3 separate regions of the Homo sapiens genome follow, and regions 2 and 3 are each linked to region 1. The links are chromatin loops, found by intact Hi-C in ENCODE. Cell type or tissue: IMR-90. All regions are shown on one strand. Each heading gives the region's core, and the rest is flanking DNA. Links, peaks and the distances in the headings are about the cores only.

The links. Hi-C counts contacts between places; a loop is a spot of excess contacts. Peaks named below come from ENCODE experiments on the same cell type or tissue, not always from the same donor. Only the 100,000 strongest peaks of a DNase experiment are listed, where the experiment ranks them.
Region 2: a loop joins it to region 1, with 4 times the contacts of the local background. A loop is called at or near these places in 1 of 110 quality-filtered maps.
Region 3: a loop joins it to region 1, with 7 times the contacts of the local background. A loop is called at or near these places in 1 of 110 quality-filtered maps.

The regions. Positions count from the first base shown.
Region 1 is chr16:51,142,211-51,150,198 of GRCh38, reverse strand. The region is part of intron 1 of SALL1 (spalt like transcription factor 1); the gene reads left to right. Among named protein-coding and RNA genes, the nearest start is that of SALL1, 5.1 kb to the left of the region's middle. In IMR-90, for the core only: a CTCF peak has its summit at 3,834; a DNase peak (open chromatin) is centred at 3,778; H3K4me3 peaks cover 286 bases.
Region 2 is chr16:51,876,319-51,887,062 of GRCh38, reverse strand. No RefSeq gene overlaps it. Among named protein-coding and RNA genes, the nearest start is that of LINC01571, 120 kb to the right of the region's middle. In IMR-90, for the core only: no CTCF peak of the experiment used is centred there; DNase peaks (open chromatin) are centred at 5,152 and 6,102; H3K27ac peaks cover 2,236 bases.
Region 3 is chr16:51,813,186-51,823,929 of GRCh38, reverse strand. No RefSeq gene overlaps it. Among named protein-coding and RNA genes, the nearest start is that of LINC01571, 56 kb to the right of the region's middle. In IMR-90, for the core only: a CTCF peak has its summit at 5,384 (motif pointing left); a DNase peak (open chromatin) is centred at 5,369; H3K27ac peaks cover 249 bases.

The DNA.
Region 1 (7,988 bases), core at 2,547-5,046:
CAGAACAAAGTTTGTGTGTGGGGGCTATGGCAGAGAGTGGAAGAGATCCGGGCAGGGAGTTGGGGTACAAAGGGAGGACACCTGGAATCCCTCCTTGCTCCTAAAGGTGTTTCACGGTACCGGCCTCAAAGCTCCCAGGCCTAGCGCCCGAGGCGGTGTAGCGGCGCCCGGACTCGGGTCCCCGGGTCGTCCCGGCACGATGCTGGCCTCTCGGCTGTGGGAGGACGCACAAGGAGCAATCTCGGCGGGGTCTCAGCGGCTCCGGATGCCACTCGGGATGCCCACGCCCTAGGCGGCATTTTGGGGTGTGAAGGAGGGAGCTGGGCCCCGACAGAGCTCCGAAGCGTGACCCTGATCGGCACCTCAGCCCACTAAGCTGCGGCCGCCCGGGCCCCCAGGTCCCCGGCTCGTTTCCCAGAGGCCTGCCTCTCGGTAGAGCTGGGGCACAGTGAAGCGAAGGGACCCCCGCTCCCTTTACCCCTGATGTCGGGAAAGGGGAATCCTGACTTGGGGTCCCTGTAAAAAAATGGAGGACTTGAAATTAATTAAGAAATGCTTTACAATAGCCCTCCTCCCGGCCCCCAGTGTTTCCTCAAGCTTGAATCCTTACCCACGGCCTCTGCGATTTCTCAGTCCGCTGAAAAGAGCCCCTGAACCCCGCTTTCCACCCCAAGCGAAAGCGAGCACGCGGGGTAGATGGAGGTGAGATGACCCAAGGCCGCAGCAGCTGCGCCGAGTATTTTTCCGGGTTTTCTCAGCTTAGTTTCTTCTGCTTCCCGCAGTCACACTCATCTTTCCTAAAGTTTCTGGTGAGACCTTTTGCACCGGAAAACTGTTCAGGTTAACAGTTTGTACACAAAAAAGCAAACTAGAGATAAGAGAGCATTATATAGTGTGTTTTGTAAATTTGTACTGGTTTTCTACATTTAAAAAAAAAAAGTCTCGGCCTTCGAGGAGAAATGATGCGTGGAAGATCTTTGCCTTTTGCCTTCAGTATCAGGAATTTTTAATAGTTAAGTCTTCTCATAAAGCAATAATATAAAAGGAGTTCACTACCTCTTACCATTATTCTTTATTAGTACTATTTTTTTCAATTTAGTTTATTTGAGCTTTGAGGTAAGTTAAGTAACTCAATCAAGTTTCCTTTCTTTCTCTTTTCTCTCCTTCTTTTGATTTCTTTCTCTTCCTTCCTTTCTTTTTTCTTCGCAAAAGCTGGTACATTGTCCTAAAGAAGCAGTAAACTGTTAGGGGCTCCCTAGGAAACACCCCCTCCCAGCCTTCTTTCCTCACCTCTCCCCACCCCCTCCTCTTTTTCTTCAGTAGTAATGGTTTTAGGTTATGACTGTTTTTACATGGTTGAACAATAAGTTTGGGAGAAGTTGCCTAGAGGGTAGATTTTGTAATAGGGTTTCAGGATTTAGTGTGTTGTAATAATATTAGTACACAAGTAATCCTCCCCCAACGCTGGACATACAGGAGGGCCTAACATACTCCAGTTCTTTTATTTGGGAGTAGTTCTGAAATAAATGGCATTGAAAGTTCATGACATAACTCAAGGTTACCTTTTAAAAGTCACCTTTTCTGCAGTGAGTTCAGCAATCTCATTCTTCTCCCCACATATAACCCATACTTCTAGGAGTAGCTGGATTTTCTGTTTTGTTTTGTTTTTTACGTAAAGAAACATTGTTATATTTTTAGAAGGCAAGCCCCTTTTCAAACATTCTGATTACTTTTTCTTATGTCTTGAGATGGTCTTTGAAATATGACAAATGAAATATGAAACATACCAAATTAAATCTAGTTCATGCACTTCTCATTTATCAGCACCTCAGATTGTATGACTTCTACCCAGAGTGAGACCTAGAAAAGTTTGTAGACCTAAGTTACAGGAGCCCTAAAGAAGCAGCTCCCAAAGCTGAAAGCAGCTAGGGCTGCTTGGTGTTGTGTGTCCTGCCTGTGTGTGTTTGAGTGTGTGTGTGCTTACAAAGAAAATCCAGACCATGCTAAGGAGCCACACAGACAGCTTCATCTGAAGCAAATGCAAACAAAATACAAAAACAAAAACAAAAATGAGTATTTGGTCGATTTCAGGATGCTGGTATTTTATTTTACTTTAGTGTACAGCTGCTATGCCAGAAACACTCTAAACTTGGTAATTTTTCTGCTTCTTATGAAACCAAGATTATGGCAAATATGACTTGTCTCCTAAATGATATTCAACAAGTCTTGAATTACTTGCAGAAAGATGACTGCTACTGGAAAGACTGTTTATCAAGTTAAATAATTCTGAGGAAAGGGAATATTACAATCTAATGATTTTATATGTGGGCTCTTTACTACAAATTGGGATTTCAGTTATGTGTTTTGTGTGCGTAAGTGCATGTGTGCATGTGTGTGTGTGTGTGTGTGTGTGTGTGTTGGAGTTCTTCCTTTGGTGGCGTTTTTAAGATTCCTGTAACTTCTACATGGATGGCCCATTTAGACTCCATTCATTTATTTAAAAAGTATTTTGGTGCTCAGTTTTTTCAAGGAAAAGATAATATTGGAAGAATGAAACACCATGAATTGCAGATAAAACACTAACAATCATATGAAGTATCATAAAAATTCCTCTTATTTATATTAATAATGAAATTCTATTATTTAACCGAAGTAATTTGCTCATTTTGAGCAGCTTCATAGCAACACATTGATCTCTGGGCCCAAAAGGTTAGCGAGAACTGTAATTAATTGCTTTTTTTAAAAAAAACCAACACCTGCAAGATAAGGCAGTTGGAAAGAATTCATGTTTAATCAGAGCTGTTTTAAGTTTGTCATAATGGAAGATTCTGAATGAGAAAATGCAAACTGTTTTTTTTGTGATTTGCTTCAGGCCACACATACTTTGTAAAATATTAAAAAACAAACACATAAATGAGCAAAGTCTAGTTAGGCATGAGGGTAGTATGTGTGAAAGTGAATATGTGATACTGAATGTTTTGTGGTTTATTTTACATCACATTTCCCCTAGAGTTCATTGGCACAAGTGCCAACGTATAGGTTCTTCTTTGGGGGCTCTATTTGTTTTCTTTATACTTTTGGAGGTAGCAAGTTGTCTTTACCAACAGAACCTTTTAGAAGGTAGAACTCCACATTTTTATGGTGGAGATCTTACTGGGGCAGAAATAGGCAGACTGGTTAAGTTTTTGAAATTGTCAAAAGCCAAGCTCTGTGTAGGAACTAGAATAAACTCCTTCTACAACCTCAACTAGGTTTTTCTGAGACACTTCTTGGTGCAGATAGCACCAGAATATTCCAAAAATATTCTTAGATTATTAAAACTGAAGTAGTTTGGCAAAAGAGGTGGAAAGTTAACCAAAGAACTAACACCCCTCCCCCCAAAAAAGAAAAAAGTTTATGTGCCAGGCTTTAGAAAACCTAGATGTGTCAAGCTGTTTTAACCTTTGCTAGCCTCCTCCCATGCAAAGGTGACAAGGTCCAGATCATAATATGTCCTTCAGTATCTTCCCAGTGACCCCCAAATTGAATCCTGCTAGTCACTTAGCAGGAAGTTAGTAGTTTATTTTAGTTTCACCTTATCAGCTTGGCGTCTTTTCCTAACCTTATTCCCCTGTCACCCTCAGATGCCAGACCCCCAAAGGGGAAGATTGACAGGTAGTTCCCATAGCTCAGTTTTACCCTCAAACAACAGGGATTTAGTTTCTTGTGCCTTTGCCAATGTTTATGTAGTCAAAGTTTAGATCTCGCCTTAAGGAGTCTCTTTTTTACGCGTCACTGCAATAGGAAAGCCACAAAGAAGTTTTTGAACAAACCCTTGCAACTGGAACCCCATCTAGTGTTCAGTTTGATTCATCCATGGGAAAGACATTTTCCCCTTTCATTTATTGTGTACATTAGGTGGGCTTGGATCACTATTTTAAAAGCAACGCCTCGTCCATGTTGTTATTTTTTCAGAGATTTCACTTGTATTCTTCCACAAGAGAATACTCTAATCCCCGTCAGAACAGTGAGTGAACTTGAAGGGTACCAGGAAATTTGTCATTTGGTGGCATATCACATAGAGGAAACTTTAGACATCACAGAAAATATGCACAGCATATGTCGTAGTGTTTAAAATTTCTTTGGAATCCTAAGTTGGATTCAGACTTTTCCATTTGGATTCAGACTTTTCCCAGGTCGATGCAGAAAAAAAAAAAAAGAAAAAGAAAAAAAAAAAAAAGACCAATCAATCAAATATGTTTGTGATAAAAAAAGGAACAGGCTGTTAAAATTAAGGACTCCTAAACCACTATCATGAGAAATTCTATTAGGGAGTGTAAATGCAATCTTAAGATAATGGGAAGTACAGTGAAGTGTCTTTCTGAAGAGCTCCAAAAAAGAAAACTAAACCTAGTAGAGTAAGGTGGTTGCATTTGTTTTTTGTTTTGTTTTTTCCCTTCCTGGCTGGCTAAACCTTTCTGTGTGGGACATAGTTTTATTTTTATTTTCTCAGTAGACAGATATGGTAGAACACTTCAATTTTCTGCTTCCGACTCTGCAGTTTGGTTCAGATGATGAAAAACTGACAAATTTGAATTAGGCATCAGGTACCTAAATAGTACAACAGGAACTAAAGCATCTGGGATTTTAGTATAAATTTGGTGGAGGTATAAGATCACTCTTCCCGCCCCCCCAACAAAAGGCCCAGAAAATTCCAAATATCTGTTTGTGTGCACATACTTAGAAAACCACTGCTTCTTAAATTTTGCTATCTGACTAGGGTTGCTTACAAAATAATCTGTATGCAAAATCCATAGAAAAGGAACAGGAATGTTATTTTCACCATAGTACAAGGAACAAGGCAACTGTATTTACTATAATGGGGTCACCAGTTGCAATCTTGTGTAACAGATTACTGAGAGAGATACAAGATAGCAGACAATCAGAAAAATTAATTATAACATGTTCGTGTGTACGTGTGTGTGTGTGTGTGTGTGTGTGTATGTGTGTGTGAGAGAGAGAATGTGTGTGTATGTGTGTGTGTGTATCTTACTACAAATTAAAATATTCCCTTTGGTAAAGAGTCCAACTAGTCCTCATGTTTTGTCTTTTTTTTTTTTTAAGTAAAAGACTGTTTCCTTGGAATTTTGTTCCGAATGCAGATAGATTTCAAGTTAAGAATTATTGCAGTGTAGCGACACCTGCTTTTGAAATAAATCAAAATAGATACCAGTATTTTGGGGATGTGGGGGTGTTCATAAACATCAGGAAATTAAATTAGTTCACTCTACAGTGAGATCAAATGTCAGCTTATTAAAAATGTTGTGAAAACCTAAGCTAAAATATGGACAACTTTTTAACACAGTCTCTTAAAAGCAAGCAGGCATTTGCATTTATTTTTAAACATCTATATTTTCCATCCAGTTAGCACAATCCTAAATATAAAAATGTTTAGATTGAAAAACTTGAAAATTCTCAAGTGAGTCTCGAGGCAGCACAAATGCAGAATTTGAGTGCAGGAAAGTAATAATCAGCTAAATCCTGTAAAGTAACCTTCCTTTTATTTTCTCTGTATATTATGAGAATATCAGATGTTTGCAAGTTATAAAGAATTAAAATCTCTTTTAATCGTGAGCACAGATGTGCTAAATATTTGAAGCAACTACATTGTAATGTGTACAATTGATGAAGTCAGTTTTCTGATTTCCCTTGCTAGTTATTTAGTTCTGAATCTGTCATTATTTGTCTAAGCCCAGCTGACCAAGCAAAACTGTGTTTTAAAGTGGCTTTATGTTTTGATAAATGTGAGCTGGTTGAAAAGTATTTTCCACTGAATGCAGAGCTTAATAGAACATGCTGACATAATAGTTTTAATGCATTTTGTTGAAAATGTGTGAACAAACAGAATAGCTTTTGTTCCTTCATAATTGGCTGTAAAAGTAGATGGAAACATAACCATTACATATGGAAATGTGCAAAGAGAAAGAAATAACATTTCTGTTGAATATATTAGGAATTGCATTTCCTAGTTTAAAATAAGCATCTGAAATGGATGCATCATTTAAAATTGATTGTCAAAATAAGAAGCTTTAAAGAGAATTTTTGTCACATTATTTTTGTCCCAAGTTAAGCAATATAACTTCAGCAAATTTCATCTAATATTTTGTTTATATGATTTTAAGGCAGGGGAGAAGCAGAAAGGGCTTAAAACAGCACCTTCCATGTGCATAGGAATCCAGTGCCAATTAGAATGCTTAAACATTAAATTAAAACCAAATCATTATTGGTATTTTCTGCTGCAACTAAGATTTGTTTGGTGGTGTTAATGCATCTTGCACTATGCCCTTGTGGAGATTAAAAGATGGGTATTAGGAAAGCTAGCTTGTTAAGTATAACTTAGCTACTCAAATAACACTCCCAGTGAATAAAGTGTGCGTACGTTTGGCATACTTCACCAGGGATTCTAATCAACTTCGGCATCACTCAAGGCAAATAGAGTTAAGGAATTTCCAGAAGTTAGTATTTAGGTATTAATTTTATTTTCTGGAATGCAAAACTAGTCAAGTTTTTAAAAATGTTTACTACAAAAAAGCAAACAGCTGACCCTTTCCAACGGACTTTTAAGTTTACTGAAAAAAGCAGCATTTTGATTTTACATTTATTCATATCTGCAATTACTTTGTTTTCTGCAAGTTTTCTGGGAGATTCAATTTGGAAGTCATGGAAACTACCTATTATCTGATTCAGTTCTGCAGAAAAGCATGCAGGGAGGTAATCCTTGAATTAAACAGTTTTTTTTTTTTCTTCACAGCCTTCGTAGATGACCACACACCATTTGTACAACAGAAGTTGGTGTTCCCCATGCTGGGCAAACAATGGGAAGCCATCCTGTCTTTGAATAGGATGTTAGCTTGGAGTTAGAGATTTTTCTGTTTAATTTACAAATGGATCTTAGTGAGAAGACATCTGAGCAACCAATGGAAACAAACATGAAATAAAGGGATTTTTATAATAAAATGTTCAGGACAATCTGTTAAACGATTGATAACAGTTAAGAGCAAACTGTTTTTAAAGGCATTCAGACAAGGAGAGCTGCAAAGCATTTTCAAACTCTAAACCAAGAATTATTTCTTAGGAGATGGGAGCACTTCTCAACTGCACATCCTTCTTGAAGTTGATGTTTAATCAGAAATGTAAATCTTGTGCCAGTTTTTATAGACATAGAGAGCACTTTTGATGAAATATTTAGAGGCATAATGTTGCCATTCGGAGCATGGTGGCATATATTCTTTGATTAGTGGAATGGTAGCCGGAGTTACATCTTTAATTTTAAAAATAAACATGCCATGGGGTGATATATAGGTGCCAGGCAAGCCTTGTAATGGATTAGGATCATTGTGTTTCTCTTCATTGTGTGTGTTGCCATCCCTTTGTGTTCAAGTGAGTTTTGAGGAACGGTCTGGAGGATTTGTTACTGATGTGACTAAAGTGCGTTTGTCAGGGATCAGACTTAGCGCAGGTTCGAGGTAGGGGCTTGAGGTGATTTTCAAGTTGTCAGTCTACAGCTTGGTGATATGCATTTTTTTCCCCCTTGTCAACAACTGATTGGAACCTGAATGACTACAAATTAGTTTAGTGACAGAACAAACTGTCACAGATATCTTTGAGTCGGTTGAAAATGAATAAGGTTGACAGAAACTCAAGAGCCTAATAAGTCCTCAGAATGGTTTGTGGACCCTCTCCGGACAAGTAGACAATAAGGTGTATAAAAGATTGGAAATCAATATTTTGCTATGGAATTTCATCATGCACCAATGTCTCCCATTTGTAGTATTTTATATTTTGATGAATTATATGAAGGCCATGACTCTCTGAAATACCGGATGGATAGGAATTCCTCCATACCCTTACAAATTAATTATGGATGTTCTTAGGTAATATTGATTGGTTTTCAAGGGCTACAGTTTTGAGTTTTGCAGGTGGAAAACCATTGATTAGCCTTTTTTTTT
Region 2 (10,744 bases), core at 4,878-7,377, 730 kb before region 1:
AATTATAGTCTTCTAAGTACATGATATGCCATAATATTAACGCATTTGCCAGTCCATGATAAGGGACTATTGGTTGTTTCTACTCTATGTCCAATAAACAATGATACAAAGATTATCTTTGCAACCACTCTTTGCATATATGAGCATTTTTAAATATAGTGACAAAAAGAAACTCTCAAAAGAAGTGCTGTATCAGAAAAACAATTACCTGTATACATATTCATGTCATTTATTAGCCTGAGTTTCTCAAGGGTAAGAACTGTATCTCAGACATCTTTGAATTTCCTGAACCTACAGGATGTTTTTGGTTTGAACACGTAACATCTCAGGTCAAGAGTGTGGCTTTTCATTCTTCCAGTAGGCACGCCAACTTCCTCAGTCCCCTAAATTATATCCTACAGCTTAAGTTCACATCTACCCCCATGGACCCCAGCTGACATGGCTGAACTTATTACAGGAACCTAAGTAAGACAGAAAGTAAAAAGTCTTTTCCATTAGGCAATAAATAGTCATTTTTCTCTTCTGCATAGAAGGACACTGTGTTCTCAGGATGTGAAATCATGAAGGCTCACCCCAAAGGACAAAAAGAATAATTCACATCTCATCCTTCAGCTATTGTAAACACATATGCATTGCCTTCCCAAAGCCCTTTCTTTGAGGGTATCCAAAGGAGACTACATATCTTCAAGGTCAAGGTAACTGAGAAAATTGGCAGACTCCAAAGGCTCTTGAGCATTTCAGTTAAAGTTAAGATCAGTTTAGTTTAAGGAGAAAAAAAAAAAAAACTCCCAGAGAAGACATGATGGATACGTAGCAACTTGGAGCTCTGATAATATTTTCAGAGGATGTCAGAGCATTCACAATTATTCAGTGCTCAGAACTCATTTGCTCCCTGGCATTATCTGTGTTGGTCACAATGGAAAGTATCCTTGAAACATGTAGGGAAAGGTCATCTCATGAAAATAATAAGCAAGCTCTTTGCTCTTAGTTCACTTAGAGGAGGTAAGAGGAAAATATATAAATAAGAGAGTCAACAGCTGGATGGTATGCCTGAATTTGTAGGGCAGATGATTCCTGCTGACGCCAGAGGCTGGTGTTCCCAAGAAGAGCAACAAGAAGTGATTTCTATTAAACCCTCATATCTTATTAATTTTATAACATAAATTGCCGTTAGGCTTTCCTGTGGAATAGACAATGATGATAATTTACACATGCTGGACAGATAAATGGTTCAATTCTTAGTTACAAGAGACTGTTGACAGTGATTACTGATGCTCATTTCTTTCATGCACATTATGGGGGGCAGGAAACTCCAGGTTTAGAGGCCTTTCATGTTTTTTCAAAGTAAATCAGTCACTCACATAATAATTATTTATTATTCCACATTGGCAGACAGTTGGGTGCATTTATGACAGTTAAGAGCTTGAGACAAAATGCTGCAAAGTGGCGCAACCGATAAAATATTTTACAGCACAAGAGATAGCAACAATAATTAGAACGCCTCGGTACATAATGAAAGAAAAACTGTGAGGTTTTACCAGTGACTCCTGGCTAGTTTTCACTCATACCTCTAACTCGTTTGGGTCTGAAGTGCTGGTGTTCATGTGAGATTTGGACCCAGACCACTAGAAATCTTTATAAAGGCCCTCCTTCCCTAAATATCATCCATCCGCCCATCTGTCCACATATTTCATTTTTCATTCATGCATCCAACTTTGATTAAGCATTTTGTATGTGCTGAGAATTCGATTAAGTTCTTTATTTCATATCTAACTGGAAAGACAGACCCTTAACTGAGAACCGGATGAATGATCATTTCAATTTAAACTGGTCTACCTCTTCCGATTCCCTACCTTGTTGTATTTCAGGTGTTCATCAGAGTTAGGTTTCCATAAAAAAGAAAGTGTTAAATCTGGGTTCTTTTGTCACAGTGCTTGGTTAGTGTTTTTTTTTTTTTTTTTTCTGAAATCCATTTTTTTAAAAAACACGTTACAAAAGAAAATACAGTGAAAACCTCATTTCTCTCATATTGCTAAGCTCTAATTGCCTCCCCAGGATACTGGTTTCCTATGTCCTCTATTGCATTATTTATGTACAGTCAGGCCTGCTATGATTCAACAGATAACCCCTAAAGATCACTGCACTCTACAAAATCACACAGCAAAAACAGCAGGTCTGATGGGGAAAAGAGGGGCACAGTTACAACACTCTAAAATATCAGCGGCATATTTGAAAAATAATAAACACCATAGGAGTCTAGTAAAAACAGCAGAACAGTTTTACATGTGTTAAGGGGTTAAGAAATACATACATACTACAATGAGCATGACATTTTACCTTGAAAAAGAACTATATTTTACTTATAGAAATGGATATGGAAGAATTGTAGCTTGCAAGTTTCTAGGAAGTAATAGAAGGAGGGCTACCTGATGGAAACTTCAAACACCAGATGTGATAGGTGTAGCTCATAACACAGCTGAGCTGAGGGAGCTGGTAGATGTTTGAGGTATGTGTGTGTGTGTGTTTTGGGTATTTGTCTGTGGCTCAGATAAGTTGGGTACAGTTTTCTGTGTTCAACTAGTGTTTCTTGCAGAAGGCATTATGCATTAACAAACACAAAATCTGCATTATGTTCAAATTATTACCTATTAGATAAATCACACTAGAAAAAAAATTTGTGTTCTCAAAACAAGTATTATAGCACAACTGACAGTATATATGAAAATATGTCTTTTACTTTCAACATAAACTTTAATGTAGAGCATCTTCTTTTCTAAACTTTGAAAATACATCAAAATAGAAAAGTTATGTCACCTATCATTCTAAAACAATCACACTTATTTTTGAATACTTTTAAGATACTTTATTTACATACATGGTTAACCTTGTCTTAGAGAGAGTGTCTACCAAAGGAAATTGTTGAATTAAAGTAGAGTTGTTTCAGTGATAAGTGGTAACGCTTTCTCAAGAATTACTTTCATTTTAGATGGAAAGAACCCAAATGGCCACCAAATGATGAATGGTTAAACAAAATGTAATCTTGTCGTATAATTCAGCCACAAAAAAGAATGAAATGCGGATACACTCTGCAATATGGATAATCTTTACAATTCTGTTTTCCTTTTCAGGTCTCAGAATAGCAAGGCTTTATTTTCTCTCTCTCTCTCTCTTTTTTTTTTTTTTTTTTTTTTTTCTTGAGATGGAGTCTTGCTCTGTCATCCAGGCTGGAGTGCAGTGGAGCGATCTCGGCTCACTGTAACATCTGTCTCCCATGTTCAAGCAGTTCTCCTGCCTCAGCCTCCCGAGTAGCTGGGACTACAGGTGCCCATCACCATGCCCGGCTAAATTTTTTGTATTTTAGTAGAGACGGGGTTTCACCATGTTGCCCAGGCTGGTCTCAAACTCCTGAGCTCAGGCAATCTGCCCGCCTTGGCCTCCCAACCAGGATTACAGGCATGAGCCACTGCACCCGGCCTATTTCACAGACTTTTAATTTTCCCATGGGTTCAATCACAACAGAGCAGAGTTATTCAAAGTCAAGTCTCTAATATTTGGCAGTCTGTGTTTAAATCCTAGCTCTCCCAATTATTTTTTATGTGTCTTTGAGCTAGCTAACTATACCCTTCTAGTTTAAGTTTTATCATTGTAAAACAGGAATATTTATACATATAATGGGAATGCTTTTAGTATTAAATGAGATGATACATAGAAAGCTCTTACCTCTGTGCCTGACATATAGTGAATGCAAAAAAAAAAAAAAAAAAAGAAAAAAGAAAAAAGAAAAAAAAAGATACAGCTGTTTTTAACTCAGAAGAAATCTATCTGAATCCAGAGTATGAGAGCAAAGTGTCTGAATTTTCTCTAGGTTTCTTTCCATATGGGTGTTTGTTGAATTCTCTTCTGGGTTTAAAGCTGGTGCTATGTCATGGCTTTGTCTACCTGGGACTTTTTTCTGCCTTCACTACCTATGATGCACTATGATGCTACTCAAAGCACTGTGATGTTTTGAGTATATGGGATTTGTGAACTGTTACTATCACAGATTGTCCTATCTTCTCTTCATTGTGGCTACTGCCTGGGTTCAATATATTAATTCCAGTCTTCCATCTCCTTTTATATCCAGGTATTCTCCAGAAGTTGTAACCTATGAATAGAGATCAAAGGAGAGTCATTCATAAGAGCTGATGAAGGAGTTCCACAACTCCAGCTGTTGCAACTAGAAATACTAATGTAAGTAAAGAGAACAGTTTTCTGATTGGTGCAGTCCTTGGAATTCTGAACCAATGAAAGAGAGCAAAAATGGGATGAGAAATCTTCCTATCCTTGGTCCTTTAATCCTGTTACATGCCTTTATGCTCTGGGAGGTGCTTCTAGATTCTGCCTAATTCTTGGCGGACCTACTTCTTGGTGGTGGGGGAAATTCTTGCCTTCTGTGCCTCTGCTGTTTGAAGGTAGAACACCTCTTCCTTATTTACAATACTCTTATGTTTTTGGTGTTTTTCTCAAATTCAGGACCAGCAGAAAAATGGTGGAAAGTGAATGCATGTGCTTTTTGTTTTCTGATGTCTGGTGAGGACTGGGAGTTCTTTCCAGGGGCAGATTGTCTGACTTTTGCAACATCTCACAGAGGGTACTTTCAAGGGGAATTAGTAAAATCAGAAAATTTCCAGTTGAACAGAACTTTAAGAATTACCGAACCTAAGCTAATGCCTGGTGTTCAAATTATTTTAATAACATCCCCTTCATACAATTTGTGCAATTTCTTCTGCACTATCTTCTTGATACCAATCTCACTAGCCATCATTATAGTCCATTTCATTGTCAGAAAACTTGCTGAACCAAATTAAAATGTGTCTTTTATGTATGACCTTAGAGGTAAAGGAGAAAATTATTATACAGTCAGGAATCTGCATAGGAAACAGAAAATACTCTAGGAATTATAATCAAAAAGGCCTTTAACAAAAGGAATTAAATACTTTCAAAATTATTGAAAAAAATGGATGGTTCAGAAGTTGAGGGATTGATATGTTTTTTTTTTCTAGTTTAAACTTTTGTTGAACTATAATGTGCATACAGCAAATGCCATTAATATTTTGGCTTCAACATCACCCGATAGGAGACTGCGTCTACCGCCAGTTCCTGCAGCTGTCTCATACCCACAAATGTGGTCCCCAGACACTGGAATCTGCAATCAGGCAACTACAGACACACATAGCCATTGTAGGTTGTTTGTCAGCCAGTCTTGCTGGAAAAAAAAAAAAAAAAAAAAAAAATTCTGCCTACTTTCTACCTTCCAAATCTCCCAAATCTAATTTACAGAGCACAAGTCACATTGAGGGCTATGGTCGCAAGTTGGTCTCAGAAAAGTTGTTTTTATCTTACCAACCTCTGTGTTATAAGGGTGTATGTAGCAGGGCATGAGAATGCATGGCAAGAAACAATAGACCATATGAAAGAAGTTAAGTTCTAGATGGACAGGCTTTTTTTTTATTAACCAAAAATATTTCTTCCAATGTCTTGGCCCATATAATGTATAATAGTCATGAAGTTCAAAAGAAAAAGGCACTCGATTAGTTATCATTATCTTCTGAATAGCAGAAATGTTTAGCCATTTTAAGACATTAACACTTGAGCTCAAAATACTTTTACAGATTTGCATTAATCAATTTTCAAGATCTGATGAGTACAGAATTATAGGGTCCTGAGATTCAATAAAGAAACTGGGGAAGGGCAGAGAAAGGAGAATTAAATGATAATGAATATAAATGAGATCTTTTCCTCAAGAAAGGATAGCTCCTAAAGATTACTTTAGGAATCCGTAGAAAAACAAAGGCAAAGAGCCCCAGTGATGGGGCTATCATGTAAAGTCTCAAAAGCATTCCCCGAAGTGATGTGTTCTTCAAATTTTTACCGGTAGACCTGGGAGAGACACGAGAGGCCATCAGGAGCAATTCACTATGACCACACTTGACCAGTGAAAAATAGAGTGCAATTTATGGTATGCCCAGGACCTTTGCCTGCTCCGTTCCCATCTCTCTGGAGAGCAGCAGTGCAATCAGGAAGTTTATTCCCTTGTAAACACACCTTATTTTTAACATCTTAGTCATATTCAGCTGAGTTATCGTTGCTTATGTTATTCAAATGACTCATTTCCTCTTGCAGCCTGCAAATATTAGACATGAACATATCCCATATCTGTCTTATTCCCTATAACCCTGAGAACCATCATTTAGTTTATCCAAAAGAAGAGTTTTAGAGGAAAATCATACCAAAGGCCAACATAAAATGCAAGAAATGGAAAAGCGAATTGCACATGTATCTTTTTATCTGAAGCCTCCACACACGAGAAGGGTTCAGCTCGTGTTCTCTGTAAAATGTAGATGGATGGCAGCAATAACATCGGATATAGGAAAAAAAAAACAATCAAATCACTGAGTAGTTCACATTCTAGATATATTATATCAGGATGGGGGGGCTCTACCTTCAGGCATGTGTTGCCTTTCTCAAAAGGCTTCTGAAATGTGTCCATGCATCCTTCCCTTCACCCTGTTTGGGCCTGATTCGACACTGCAATTCACATATTGTCGTATATTCGGACTGCTTTCTTATCATTCCATGAAAATCTTATGCTCATTTATACATTTTCATTTTTGCTTTTCATATGCTGGTGGGTTCCCACCTAAATTCCCTTTACCTGGCCAGTGCATCTGGCCTTAGCTGCTGAACTTCTTGCCCATAGGTTACCCCTTCACTTGAAGGGAGGGCCCATGACCACTGATTGACTCACGGAGAGTTCAAAAGACCCCTTGCTTTAAAAGGAGGATATTCTACATTGCAATTAATGCATTCGAATCTGTAGTTTATGCTTTCTTTTTAGGGAACCTGATCTGAGGCACTGCTAAATAGGTTTTTTTCTTTATCTGCTTGAAACTTTGAGTCCAGACACTTTCTGCTTCCCCAAGGTAGTAAAGGTCTGGGTTCATTTCCACTAACCTTCCAGAAGTCTTCCCTGATAGTTTCAATTCTCTTCTCTGTTCAGAGATGCTCTGTCATTCCCAGGTGGTGATACTAAGTTGAGTGCTCTCACAGATGCTGTCTTGTGGGGTCAACTGCCAGTTTGTCATATATATAAACTGTAGTTCCCTCAGGAAGGATTGGTAGAGGTATACAATGTGCAGCCCATAAATGGTGTCCACCTAGCTTGACTTATAAGAGCAGTTGATTACTACCACCCAGTTGCTCGTCAATTCCAAATCAAACCAACCTGCACCCTTCAATAAGTCAGGAGCAACAACTCTGCTTACCTAAGGAGGATCCCTATCCCCGGTCACTGCAGGGGCTTCTGACAATGTGGAGCAAAGAAAGGGGGTGGACAGAATTACTGAGCTTCAAATAAACACAAGTTCATGTCTTACCAAGCACCTCATCTACACATGAAAGGAAGGCTGAGCCATCCCATGCTGCTTGTAGCCAACTGATTGTCAGGAGGAGTTGATTTTTCAAAGTGGACATCCACAAACTGAGGCATCTGGCCTAAGAAACTGAGTCTAGGATTAAAAGAAGAACATGTACAAGAGACCTCACTTGGAGTGTGCAGTTTGGTTCTTTTAGAAGAAACGTAGGAGGGCCCTTTGTCAGAATAGAAACAGTTTTGCCCAGAGTTTCCAAAGCTATGCTCTTTGAAACATAATTTTCTCTAGGTAAACTGAGAACATAAGATTCTGTCTTCAAGTAAATTTTGAAATCTACACACTATAGCCAATGGATATGTCCAAAGGGCATTAAAGGCTCTGAAAAGTCCTGTAAGTTAAAAAAAATCTGTCTAACTTTGTTTAATCTAGCATTTTTTATTTTTATATGAACACAGAAGAAAAGTTATTCTACACAGCTATTTATTGTGGAAATCTTTATGGACATTCTGGGGGTGGCAATTATGGTGTTGGGGGATAGGGTGAGAGCTAGTGAGGTCCCGGTCATCTGAGCCCATGTGAAATTTGCATGAAGTCATTCTACATTGGTGAGGAATTGAGTACAGGGCCAGTAAACTGCCTTTTCTTTTTGACATTTACTGGGAAGATAATCATTTGGCTACAAGCAGCATGGGATAGCTCAGCCTTTCTTTCATTCTGTAGATTAGGCACTTGGTGAGAGTTGAACTTCTATCTATTTGGAGCTCAGTAACTCTGTTCTCCTTTTCTCTTTCCTCAGTTGTAGGAAGCCCTTGTGGTGACTGGGAATTGGAATCCTCCTTAGATAGACAGAGCTGTTGCTTTCTGCCTTCCTGAAGGAAGGTTTGGTTAGGGGATGACCAGCAATGGGGTGTAGTGAAAATGGAGTCTATTTTATTACGAGGACTATTTTATTCCCATTCTTCAACATGACATTCCAAGAATTACATAATTTATTCCTCACAAGCATCATTAGGATCTACAGAACAGGTGTTAGCATCTTTCTACTTTATAAGTGAAGAAAATGAGGCCCAGAGAGAAAACAACTGTCTTGATTCATTTGTACTTCATCCAGTTTCCCATCCACTTATTTACTCAGAAATATTTATCAAGTACCAACCCGATGCTGGGTCCCATGCTCCTGCATTTATCTCACATTGGTTTTGTTCTATACAGAAAATGAACAACCATGTCATAGCAGGCAAGGTGCATGGTCTTGCCAGAGTAGCATGATGGTGTCCAACTCAACTCAACAAACAGGAGGAATGTCCCCACTCTGGGCAGGCTCTGGGTCCAGGCCATTTCTTAGGAGACTTTTAAAGATCTGAAAAATCTAGAAACAGATTCCTGCTTCTGTTTTTGTGGGCTACTGTTCAAACCAGTTTACTTTATGTTTTCCTTGAATACAAACATTATTAAGTCTTAAAAGGTTTATACTGTTCTAAATTATCTAAACTATCTCAACCAGGTTTAAATTAGGTAACTTTAGCTCAAGAGTAGAAGATGGTGCAACACTGAATCTTCTCTCTTGTATTTCACATAGGGGAGCAAGTTCTTGAACTTCAGAACTTATGTCTGTGTTTAGGGAACACCATAATAACTGAAATAAGTGCTTATTTAGAATAAAAATATCAAAGGCAGTTGCTTGCATATGGCAGGTCGTTAATTGTTGAATAACTTAATGACTAATAACTTCGTTGTGGGAGGCTGTTCTGTGCATTGTAGGATGTTTAGCAACATCCCTGACGTCTACCCTCTAGATGCCAGCAGACTGCCCAAAGATGTGACAATCCAAAGTGTCTCCAGACATTGCCAAATATTCTGGAGTGGGAAATATTACTCCCAATTGAGAACCACTGCCCTAATGTGCACTGAGCGTACTGAGTGGTCATTCATTCTTGGACCCGTGCATCAGGAAGGTAGATAAGGAAGTTGAGCAAAGTGTGAGCAGCTTGCTGAAGGTCAAGTCTAGAGTTAGCTATATGGTGGGGGCTAGAACAGGAGTTATCTGCCTCCAACCTTATGCCAGGCTATTTGTTCCATAGTGACAATGACTTTCACATGAGTGGCTTCTGCCAGATTCGCAGCCCTTTGCAGCTCGATGTGAGAGCACAGTGAGGAAAGGCATCCTAATTCCCAAATGAAGAGGCCCATAGGAATCAGACCTTGGAGGGCTGTGTTGTCCGCTTTCTGGTTTCATCTAGAACTAGAACTCTCTGCGCATGAGCAGCCCAAACATGAATATTCCTCCAACAGTCCTACCCTGGTTAGCCATGGCATTTGGAGATAGTGGTTAATGACAAACAAACTGCACCTTTTCCAGACTCCAGATAACAGATGGTCAAATGGACTCTCTTAGGGGTGGCAGTTTGACTGTTTCTTCTCTCCCTTTCTCTCTATATCCACGTATATCATGACTTGAGTTACAAAACATTGGCTGGGCAAGGCTTGGGGTTGGTAGGGAGCCATGGGACCTAAGCCTCTGTTTATGACACATGTCATATTTCATGGACCACGTCTGGACCCCACCTGCCTCCTTAATCTCCCTGGAATGCTGCTGCTTCCTCTGCAAGCTGCATTGTGTTCTGATGACTTCGGTGGGTACTGCAGTTTCCAATTTCCTAACCTTTCTATTAAAATTAATATTTAGATTTTATAACTTTAAAACTGGAAGAATGATGGAGGCAGTATTTGATGTTTATGTCTCTCAGTCACGAAAATGCTCCCCATGTCACTTATGCCGGGCCACACACATGTAGTCACAATAAATAGCATTTAACATGTTTACAGTACGGAGAGGATGAGGAGGACTTCTGTTTTTATATTGATGGAGTCAGCTGGGCTGGGGATACTATTGTTTACAATGAGCTACATTTTTTGTTGTTCTGATTTACCCTCAAATTAAATCTTTATTTCAGAAACCAACCCCAGGGAGTCTCTGTAATGAGAGAATGTAATAAACAGCATTAGGAGAGGGCCCGTAGCTGCTGCTCCCTGGTAATTAGTCCAAATGTCTCAATCAGAGTGGTTTTCAAAGTTTTATGGCTGCAGTTTGGTCACAGGTTTATTTGTAAAAAGCTGGTTTGGCATTTTGTTCAGCCTGGCCTTTGCCCTCTAGGGAGGGAAGCTGGGGGTCTGGTCACACGGAACGGGACGGGCAAATCAGGCTTTTAGGTTTGCTTGGGGGCCATGCCCACATTTCTCGTTGCCATCTGTTTCCAAATTGAAAATGATCTGAATGTAAAGGAATTGAGAAGGGGAAATAAATATCTGGTCTTCTTTTGGAGGACACGCAA
Region 3 (10,744 bases), core at 4,013-6,512, 670 kb before region 1:
ACATATTTATCCAGGAGAAATTAAAGCAGATGTTCAACCCAAAACTTATACCATCTGATTTAAAGACTTACTATAAAACTATCATAATCAAGATCGTTTTATATTACCAAATATATAGATATAGAAATCAATGGAACAGAATAAAGATTTCAGAAGGAGACACACACATAAATGAACAATTGATTTTCATCAAAGGTTTCAAATGAAAGTCTTTTCAACAAGTTATGTTGGATCAGTTAGATACCTATTGGGGAAAAAAAGTAAAAAACCTCAAACCTTACTTCACACCACACATAAAAACTAATTCAAAGTGTACCATACATGTAAAACCTCAAGTTTCTAGGAAGAAATCTTAGAACACATGAATGTTCACAGCAATTTATTAGTAATAGAAACTGAAATCAACCTATGAACAGGTGAATAGGCAAACAATACCGTTCAACAATTAAAATAACCAAACTATTGATTAATGAAATACTATGTATAAATCTCAGAAATTCTAGAAAATGCAAACTAATCTGTTGTAGCAGAAAGAAGATCAGTGATTGCCTGGAAGCAGGAGTGGAGGGAGGGATAGATTAGAAAGTTGAGGGGTAATAGAAATGCTTACTATCCTGATTATGGCAATCGTTTCTTGAAGGTATACATATGTCAACACTCAGAAAGTTGTACATCTTATAGAGTGTGTTGTATATCAACTTTAACTCCATAAAGTTGTAAAAACAAAAACAAAAACAAACCATTGTCAATGTTCTCTCACTGCCTACAGAATTAAAATCAAACTTTCAAGAAGGTATTTAGGCCAGGCTGTCTGTAATTTTACTCCAGTAGGCCTTCCCAGTCTTAATTGCCACCCAGTTGTTCCAGACACTCTAGATTTCTAGATCTTGTCCACACACATCTGCTTTTCTTCCATGTGTAGCTCTTTCTGCCTAAAATACACTTCCTTCTCTGTCTGCTTGTCCTAATTCTCTTTCACCTTTGTGGCCTGTGGCAGATTGCTCACTGCCTATCCAATATCCTTTCTCTCTTCTTTCTTATCAACAGAACTTCAGTTGTGTTCAGTATATCCAGCTAAAAATGTGAAGCAACTAAAACGCTCCTACATAGCTGGTGGGTATTTAAATTAATCCACCGACTTTCAGTTTGGGAATTTCTTCCCTCTGTGCTTTTGAGCATGGCCATTTGACACACTTTTGGCCAGTGAGATATGCATCAGTGGAGATCTGGCTTTCCTGAGACAGCTGCTGCCTCTTCTCAGTTCTTGCTTCATCCTTTGTTGTGTCTGAAATGTAACTGATGCCCAGAGGTGCCACAGCCATTCCACCACCATGAGCATAAGAGCTACATGTCAAGGAAAGTGGATGAGGGAGGTCAAAGAAGCCTGGGTTGCTGCTGGTGCTGCTGAGCTGTGGTGGTTTCCCCAGCTACAAGGCACTATCTATCCATCTGCTCTAAGAATCTTTCACTTCCCCCAGTTTGGACACACTGCTCTTTGTGACTTGAGTAGCACCTTACCTGCCCTGCTTCATGTTACCTGGCACAATCCATCCTATGATGTGCCTACTTAGGCACATGCTGTATTTACTTTCCCAATGAGACCCTGGGTCTCTGAGACATGTGCCCAATGCCCAACCCAGCCTCCACAGGCTGAGCTCCAAAAGGGTCTCAAAAGCTGCCCAGTGTGGTGGAAAGTATTTGGGTGTATGCCTGCCTGCCCCAACCTCTTGCCAGCTTTGTAACCCACAGCAGCCACATAACTCAGGGACTAAGTTTCATCATCTGATACATGGATATGATATTAGTCCTTACCTCTGAGGATTGTTTTGCTGTTAATTAGGATAATCCGTGAAACATATCAATCTCATAGTAACTGCTCAGTAACTGTTGATGGTGATAATAACCAAATGATCGCCTCCCCTCCTTCCCCTTCTCCAATCCACTCACATCTGCACAGTCCACATTCAGAAAAGTTTCAGTAAAAGTAGTTCAGATGCCTCTTAATCTTTTCCCCTGACATGCAACAAGGCCAATAAGGTGGGAAGGGTGGATGATGACCATAAAATGCATCTAGGAGGGGCTTCTCTCCTCTTCATGGTGTCTATGCCTTAAATGGCTTCTGCCTCAGCTGGGAAACCTAATTCAAAAATTCCTTGGCAGACTACTGTTTTACATTTCCAAAGTACACATGAATTTCCTAATCATTTCAGAGGTATGGACCAATGGCCGGGTGATAATTTTAGAGACTCATCTTTGTACACAAGGCAGGTTAATCCCTAAGCATTTGGTGCTCATGGTCTTCCCAGTTAGGATTTTTTTTCCCCAAAATTTTTAATTCACTACCCAGCTCTCTAAAGTTCAGAGCTAACACTGTATTTTTACCATCTAGTTGCCTAATTTAAATAAGCAATCTTACGTCATTGTGCCTCAGTAAAATGGGAATAAAGACAGTACTCCCCAAGCTGTCTCTCTGGCTTCAAGTTTCAGCTAAAACTTGACTTCACCTTCGTTGACTGCCCTTTACAGGGCAGTGTTATTGAGGAATGGATAGGCTGTGAGCTCCCTGATGGCATCTGGACCATGTATTGTGTTCCCTCTAGAGCCAAGAACACTGCCTGGCGCAGAGGGGATGCTTGGTAAATATTCATTGTATCACTAAATGAACAATCTGTTGAAAAATCTGATTTGAAAGGACAGAGGAAAACTGGAATTGAATTCATTTCTGGTTCAGTTTGCATTCAATTACTGATTCAGTCAATCAATATTTACTGGGTATCTACTATAATCCAGGCACTGTTTAACTTCTTGGTTTGTATTAGAAATATAATTTCTAATCTACTAAGGTCTTAACCCTGCATATGCCTTAGAAAAGTAAAATGTTTGACTTTTCTAGAATTGGGCAGGTAAAAGCAATGGTTCAGTTTTACAGCATCTTGAAGAAGCCTTTTCAGCCAGGTTCGACCCAAATTTGCTTACACATGTTACCCACTCAACCAAACGTGTAAAGCATGTTGTTCTCTGAGCTCTTCTATGTGATCCAACCCTATATATTATATTACACTTATAAAATACCATGAAGCCCTTATGAATTAAAAGATAATTAGTGGTTCAACACACACAAGACATTAGGCTCAAAGTGTCAAAAATGTCATGAAAGACCATAAATCATGGTCTGCTTGCATTGATCCCTTATAGAGTTAGTTTTTAAATCATCTCTTTAACACCTTGTAAATGTACAAACAACGATGGACCCAAGGGAAACTTTAATATGTTTTTCATACATATTTTAATTTCATCTCAAAGTGCTAGCTGCATAAAAATTAAGTCAGACTCACAAAAACTCATTGATTTCCTCAGGATAAAACCCATCTGTCCAAACTAATTTAGAGCCTTTTTGAAGCCGTAAAGTTAGTCCTGCAACACTGAGGTCATTATGGGCATCCTGAGCTGGAGGAACTCTTGTGTAATTTTAAGAAGGCAATTTTGTTATATTTACTGTATTTAAATACAGTGCTACTTTTCACGAACAAAAGCCTCACTGTGTAACTGTATTGAAAGTAAACCAGAAGCTGTGAAAAGCGAGATCTGTTCTTTTCCTTGTGATTAATGCACCTTTCTGCCAAAATTGAGACTTCTTAACTGAGCTCATTTAATACAAAGTAAACGAATTCTGCTCTTTGGATTTGATCCTCTGGTTAAACCCTATAGATAAGGCTTTAACAGTGAATAGCTTTTCATTCTAAACAAAGGATGTTTTGATAGAAAGGTCAATACAAAGGTCTTTTATATTGTGATAACAGGAAAGGGAAATAACATATTAATGGAAACCCATGCCATGGTGGTCCAGGCTGGAAGGACACACAGAAGTAAAGACCATTCGGAAGTTAGAGAGGAGTTAGAGACCCATGGCCTCAAGAAGCCCTGGCCTTCTTCTTTAAATCCACTTCCAAAGGGCATTGTCTTTTATTATGCACCAAGCAAAGTAGACTGAAGAAGATCACAGTGCAATTTCAGGAAAACTGGAGAGTTACAGTTGCATTTTTCTCCACCCTGCCCTTAAGGACCAAGCCATGCAGAACATCACCCCTGAAACCATAGTGATGCATAGCGGAATTTTAGGATGATGGAGATTTAGGCATTTGAATAGGACAAATTAGCTGAAATTTCTGCTGCATCAGGATGCACAAGATCAGGAGTTCCAAGCTGTGACAGCATCACCCTTACAAGCTAGGAGGCCTTTTCTTTGTCCAAGTGAGGCTTCTTAGTCAGCTCTGCCCAATTTCTTAACCTTGCCCAGCAGGCCAGGCATATTCCTTTCTTCTTACTTGCCACTTTAATTTTCTTTCTCCATTTCCCAAGGAAAGTTTCATCATTTTATATATATATATATATGTATATATATATATATATATATATATATGTATATATATATATATATATATATATATATATTTTTTTTTTTTTTTTTTTGAGACAGAGTCTTGCTCTGTCACCCAGGCTGGAGTGCAATGGCACGATCTCGGCTCACTGCAACCTCTGCCTCCCAGGTTTAAGCAATTCTACCTCAGCCTCCATAGTAGCTAGGATTATAGGCGCACAATGCCACAATCGCTGTTTGTTTGTTTGTTTGTTTTTTGTATTTTTAGTAGAGGCAGGGTTTCACCATATTGGCCAGGCTGGTCTCGAACTCCTGACCTCAAGTGATCCTCCTGCCTCAGCATCCCAAATTGCTGAGATTACAGGCATGAGCCACCGCACCAGGCTAGGTTTCATAATAATCTAACCTAGGAGCTGGAACCTTTTTGTGCCTACCTCAGAGGGAAACAGGTTGTATTTGTTTTTTGTTTTTAGTGAGAACATCCCTATTTCCTTAAGAAGTTTCTGCTGATTATGGGAAACAGCAGAATTGAAAGGAGTAAAGTGAATTAATGGACAAATTGGTGGTTAGCTTAACTCATTTCTCTCATTCATTTATTCAACAAATATTTATTGAGCAACCACTAGGTCCTAAGGATCCAGCTAGATGTTAGAGATACACATATGGATTAGTCAGTCCTTGCTCCCAGAGCCAGAGAAAGACAGACCTATAAAAGGAGAAATCAGGGCACAGTTGAATGGAAGGCAAAGCTTTAAATATCCCTGGCCTGGCTGATGGCTTCCAGCCACTGCACTGGTCTGCCAGGACACTAACCAACTGACCAGTACTGACAAGGGTAGGGTTGTTTTGAATTTTTCATCCCCAAATGCTTTGAAAGTTTTCTTTATCGTGTCTTATAGAAGAAGGAGGAGAAGAGAAAGGAGAAAATGCAGTAGTAGGTCAAGTATTTGCAATAACCAGAGTTCAATGTTTCCTAGAGAGACTGTCTGGTTCCACAGTGCCCCCTTCTGGTAGGTTGCCATGGAGCAACAACCAGTGAAAAGTCTACGGAAGCAGGAGCTTCTGTTTACCGGTACATTACATGCATCACTGAATCCTCTCATCAAGTCTTCGGGGAAAGATTGGTATCATCTTCATTTTACAGATGAGGTTCATTCAGGTGCAGTGACCTAAACAAGGCCATACATCTTACATGCACCTGGAGTCAGGAGACAGACCCAGCCTAACTGGGTCTAATGTGTGCTTAAACACTCCATCTTTCTCCTTTTATAATTTATTGGTCAATCAATCAGCAGGTGCCTACTCCCCATCAACACCATGCTAGGCACTGGGAATTAGGGCTTTCCCTTCTCCCGCTTCTTGGGTATTTTCAAAGACCATAGGATGCTGGCAGAAAAAGGAAAAATCACAAGCTAGAGGGATCTGGTTCAGCCAAGAATTCATGAAGGCAGAGCATGATACAAACTAATACAATCCTAATAGCTGGGTTTGGTACAGATGGATAATAAGAAATATTTTATTTTCCCCAAAATATTCTTCCTGACAGAGTCTCTCATGTTACTGCGCATCCTTCAACCTCACTTACGAGAAACAGCATTTATGTGCACTGACTTCCAAACATGGCGCTAATCATTTGCTGTTTTCCTATTGAAAAAATCAAGTATTATATAGAGTTAAAAAGCAGACTTATTATTTCCTATTGTATAGGGCAAGATAATAACACATCTGTCTTTATCTATATTGGCGTAATCTCATTAGACAAAGTTAATAAAAGACATTGAAGAAACGAAAGAACTCAAAACAGAATTACCATTCAGCCCAGCAGTCCCACTACTGGGTATATACACAATAAAATATAAATCATGCTACCATAAAGATACATATATGTGTATGTTCATTGCCGCACTTTTCACAATAACAAAGACATGGAATCCACCTAAATACCCATCAATGGTAGGCTGGATAAAGAAAATGTGGTACATATACACCATGGAATACTATGCAGCCATTAAAAAAGAATGAGATCATGTCCTTTGCAGGAACATGGATGGAGCTGGAGGTCATTCTCCTAAGTGAACAAACACAGGAAAAGAAAACCAAGTACTGTATGTTCTCATTTATAATTGGAAGCAAAACAGTGAGTCCATATGGACACAAAGAAGGGAACAACAGACGCTGGGGACTACTTGAGGATGGAGGGAAGGAGGATGGCAAGGATCAAAAAACCACCCATTAGGTACTATGCTTATTACCTGGGTAGTGAAATAATCTGTCCATTTGTGGCCCTGAACCTAAAATAAAAGTTTTTTAAAAGGCAGTCTGCTTGAATGTTGAGCAAGATGTTTCCTAATTCTCTTCCAAGGAGAGAAGAGGCTGTGATAAGTACTCTTGTAGCTACCATGCTCCTCCTTACTGATTCACTCTGCCCTAAGTCTGTCAGCTTCCAGGGCCAGCCAAGGCCTCTGTCCCTACATGACTAATCTTCACTGTTGTTATAAACAATGTCCTACACACCACACAAAAAGTCCTCAAGGACCATCTTTTCCTGCTGATTGTCCTCAGCAAGATTTCAGAGCTCAATGGGATCTTATCTCTTTTTAAAATGAGCCTTAGGATGAGGGTCTGCATAGTGTAGAAATTAAGTTCACACACAGATCTGAGATTGAACCAGGTCAGGCTACATATGTATTGTGTGTTTGAAAAGTTATTCTTTCCCTTCTAATACTTTTAGTTTCCTCTTCTGTAAAATAGATGCAATAATACCTATCTCAGGAGGACTGAATGGGATAATGTGTGGAAAGTGCCTCTTAAATGACAGGCAGTATGTGATCTCAAAGTAACGATTTAATTCTTATCTATCTCAGAGATTATGACATCTTCCTGGAAATACCCTGCAAAAGCTTCTAAAGGATAAAGAATATAGGCACCTTACCCTAAGCATCATTTAAAATCAAGTTTGCATTAGAGAAATGCAAACCAAAACCACAATAAGACACCAGCTCACACCAGTCAGAATGCCTATTATTAAAAATGTCAAAAAATAACAGGTGCTGGTGAGGATGCTGAGAAAAAGGAATGCTTATACAGTATTGATTGGAGTGTAAATTAGTTCAACCATTGTGGAAAACAGTGTTGTGATTCCTCAAAAACCTAAAAATAGAACTACCATTTGACCTAGCAATCCCATTACTGGGTATATACCCAAAGGAATATAAAACCTTCTATCATAAAGACACATGCATGCGTTTGTTTATTGCAGCACTATTAACAATAGCAAAGACATGGAACCAACCTAAACGCCCGCCAATGATAGACTAGATAAAGAATATGTTATCACATATTTAACACATACCATATAATATATATTATATATATAAAGCATAATGTTAACTTTATGAATATCACATGTGTTAATTTATTTTGTGGTCAAAAACAAATAATTCAGATATTTATGTTATTTTATTTTGCAGAGACATATGAATAGCCAGCAATTTTCATAATGCACATAATAATATCATACCACATATTATCATTATATTGCATATTATTCTTCAGTAATGTTAATTTTCTCTGAGAAGTGATATCTCTCTCTTCAGCTCCTCAAACTCTCAGATTTTAGTATTATCCCAGGATACAATTTTAAAAGATTTTCTATTTTGAGTAATATCTTCTCTTCTTTTTCAAAAAGAATTTTATGTTTTGAGAAGAAAGATAAGCCCTATAGAGTAAGATGAAATATAAACAGTCAGATCAGATAAGCTTCATGGACATCATAGGTCTTTATCTTGGTTTATGAGCACTTTCTGTAAAAGCCTCTGAAATATGACCTGGTTATGAATTGAGGTTAGAAGCAGGCAACTGCGAGACCTCTGTTTAGCTTTGGGTGATATCATGGCCACGGCCAGGATGCCGTAATGCCTAGTTAATATATTGCATCTAACAATTCTAATTTTTATGTATATATTTCATTTTGTAACTGCAGTAAAACACTCCAAGCATAGCATTTCTGGGTAATGACTCTATTTTTGAGCCCCTTGGGATCAGAGGGGTACTATGTGTAAATTAGAAAAGCCCTTATAGTCTTAAGATTTGCTCCTGCCAGTAAATCTCAGTTCAGATCTGTGATTAGGGTGAACAAGATTTAAATTGAATCTGAAATCATTCATGGTTCTCACAGAACCACACTAGAGAAAGGGAAAGGGGAGGATTTTGAGGATCCTTCAAAACTTCCTCCCAGCCTAAGCAGTTCGGAGAAAGAAGTGAATACAGAATTTAAAAGCATGGGCCAGGTGCAGTGGCTCACACCTGTAGTCCCAGCACTTTGGGAGGCCGAGGCAGGTGGATCACTTAAGGCCAGGAGTTCAAGACCAGCCTAGCCAACATGGTGAAATCCCATCTCTAATAAAATACAAAAATTTGCAGGGTGTAGTGGCACATGCCTGTAATCCCAGCTACCTGGGAGACTGAGACAGGAGAACCGCCTCAACCCGGGAGGCAGAAGTTGCAATGAGCCGATATCGCACCACTGCACTCCAGCCTGGGTGACAGAGTGAAACCCTGCCCCCCCCCAAAAAAAAACATGAAGCTGCTTCAAGTGCCCATTTCATCCCTGTGTGGACAGATCTCAAACAATTGATTGTGAGCTTGAGATGAGGTGAATCGCATCTTCTGTGGACTGGAGAAGTTTGCTTTCTCCCAGCCAATTCAAAACGTCTGGATTCTGAGATAAGGTGAGTGGAAATTCCTTTGGCACTCTCTAAGCTGCCTCCAACTCAATCCAGTGAAAGTCAAACTCAGCATTACTATTTTTTTCCCCTCTGTGCTGTAAAGTCTGAATTCTCCAAGACAATTTCCTAAACTGTTTAGGTCTCAACCCTCACAATGGCTGCTCCCCATTTCTTCCAAAACTCTTATTCACTTGTTTGACGCATCTATGTGTTAAGTTGTTCAGGAAGAAGCATTTAACATCTAAAGCCCATTTCATTTCTTTCTTTTTCTTCAAAAATATCTTGAAACATCATTTGTTTTTTCTTCATTAGAAAGAGGAAATGGTGTTTTATCAAAGGTAAATAGACTTGAACGCTGATGGGTTGAAGTTCTGTTCACCACTCAAAGCCCATAAGTTTGATTAGGTACTAAACTTGGCACAGAGAGTCCTTCATTCACCCTGTCAGCCAAGTCACGCCACTGGTCTCAACTTTTGGAAAATTAATTACCTACATGTTGCTTGTGAAGCCTGTGGGTAGCTGACTTATTTGATCACAGCTTAAGCAAATAGGAATCTACTCTTCATTCAAATTCAGCTAAAAGTAACTGAGATGTTAAATCTACTGACTCTATTTTAAAACCAGATTTGAAAAAGATTTTGTTCAATATCTGTGGAGATGAAATCTTATGGCTAGAAAAGAATAAATGACATGTTTTATATTAGACATATGTATTTGTATCAATTAAATTATTGAACTTTGGTTGTTTTAGGAACTAAACTTAAGAGAAGAATTCAAATAAAATTCTGACCCACCCACATCTGAAGCTTTACCAACTAATAATATTTCGATGTATAGGTCACCATAACAGAGATGCTATAGACAAGACATAGTCTCCAAGTTATGAGCACTTGATTTACAAAGGCACCAATGTGTTAATTTCTGGCCATACTCTACACCCATGGATCACTGGAAAACGGCTCGCACTTTTCTTCATACCTCCCCACCCTCCCAAAAGCAGACTAGCAACTACGCTGTCCTGGGCCCATCCTGCCACCTGGTGACTGAGACAAAGCACTGCTTTGTGCATTGCTTTTCATTCTAGTTCCTTTTTATTTCCCTACCCCAGTCCCCAACACTTCCAACCAGGGATATCATGTTCATGTTCTCATGTTACTTTTCTTTTGCCTTCATTTCTCAGTTAATGCCAACCTCACAGTATATTTTTTTCATAACACATACACACTTTAGTTTTGTTTTACTCCATGTCTTCATTCCTGCTTCCTTTCAGTGTTTATCCATGATCAAATCACACTCTTCCTTTTTCTACCACTCTTCTCATTTTTGAGTCAAACAGTGATTCTCTTCAGGGCTTATAATGGCAAGAATGATTGCACAACTTATGTAACTGATGTTTAGAACAGCAAGGGAGAAGAGAGTCTTTTTTCTTCATGGAGCTTATGTTCTGGTGGGAGAAACAAACAACTTATATAAATATAATTAATATAATTTTAGTGAGTGACAAATGCTGTGGAAAAAATAAGACAGGCTCAGGGGATGTAAAGTGATGAGAAGCCCCAATGAGATACCATTCACCCTTCGGGTTGCAGAAAATGTCTGATAATGGTATGATATGTTACACTATGTGTTGACAAGAATA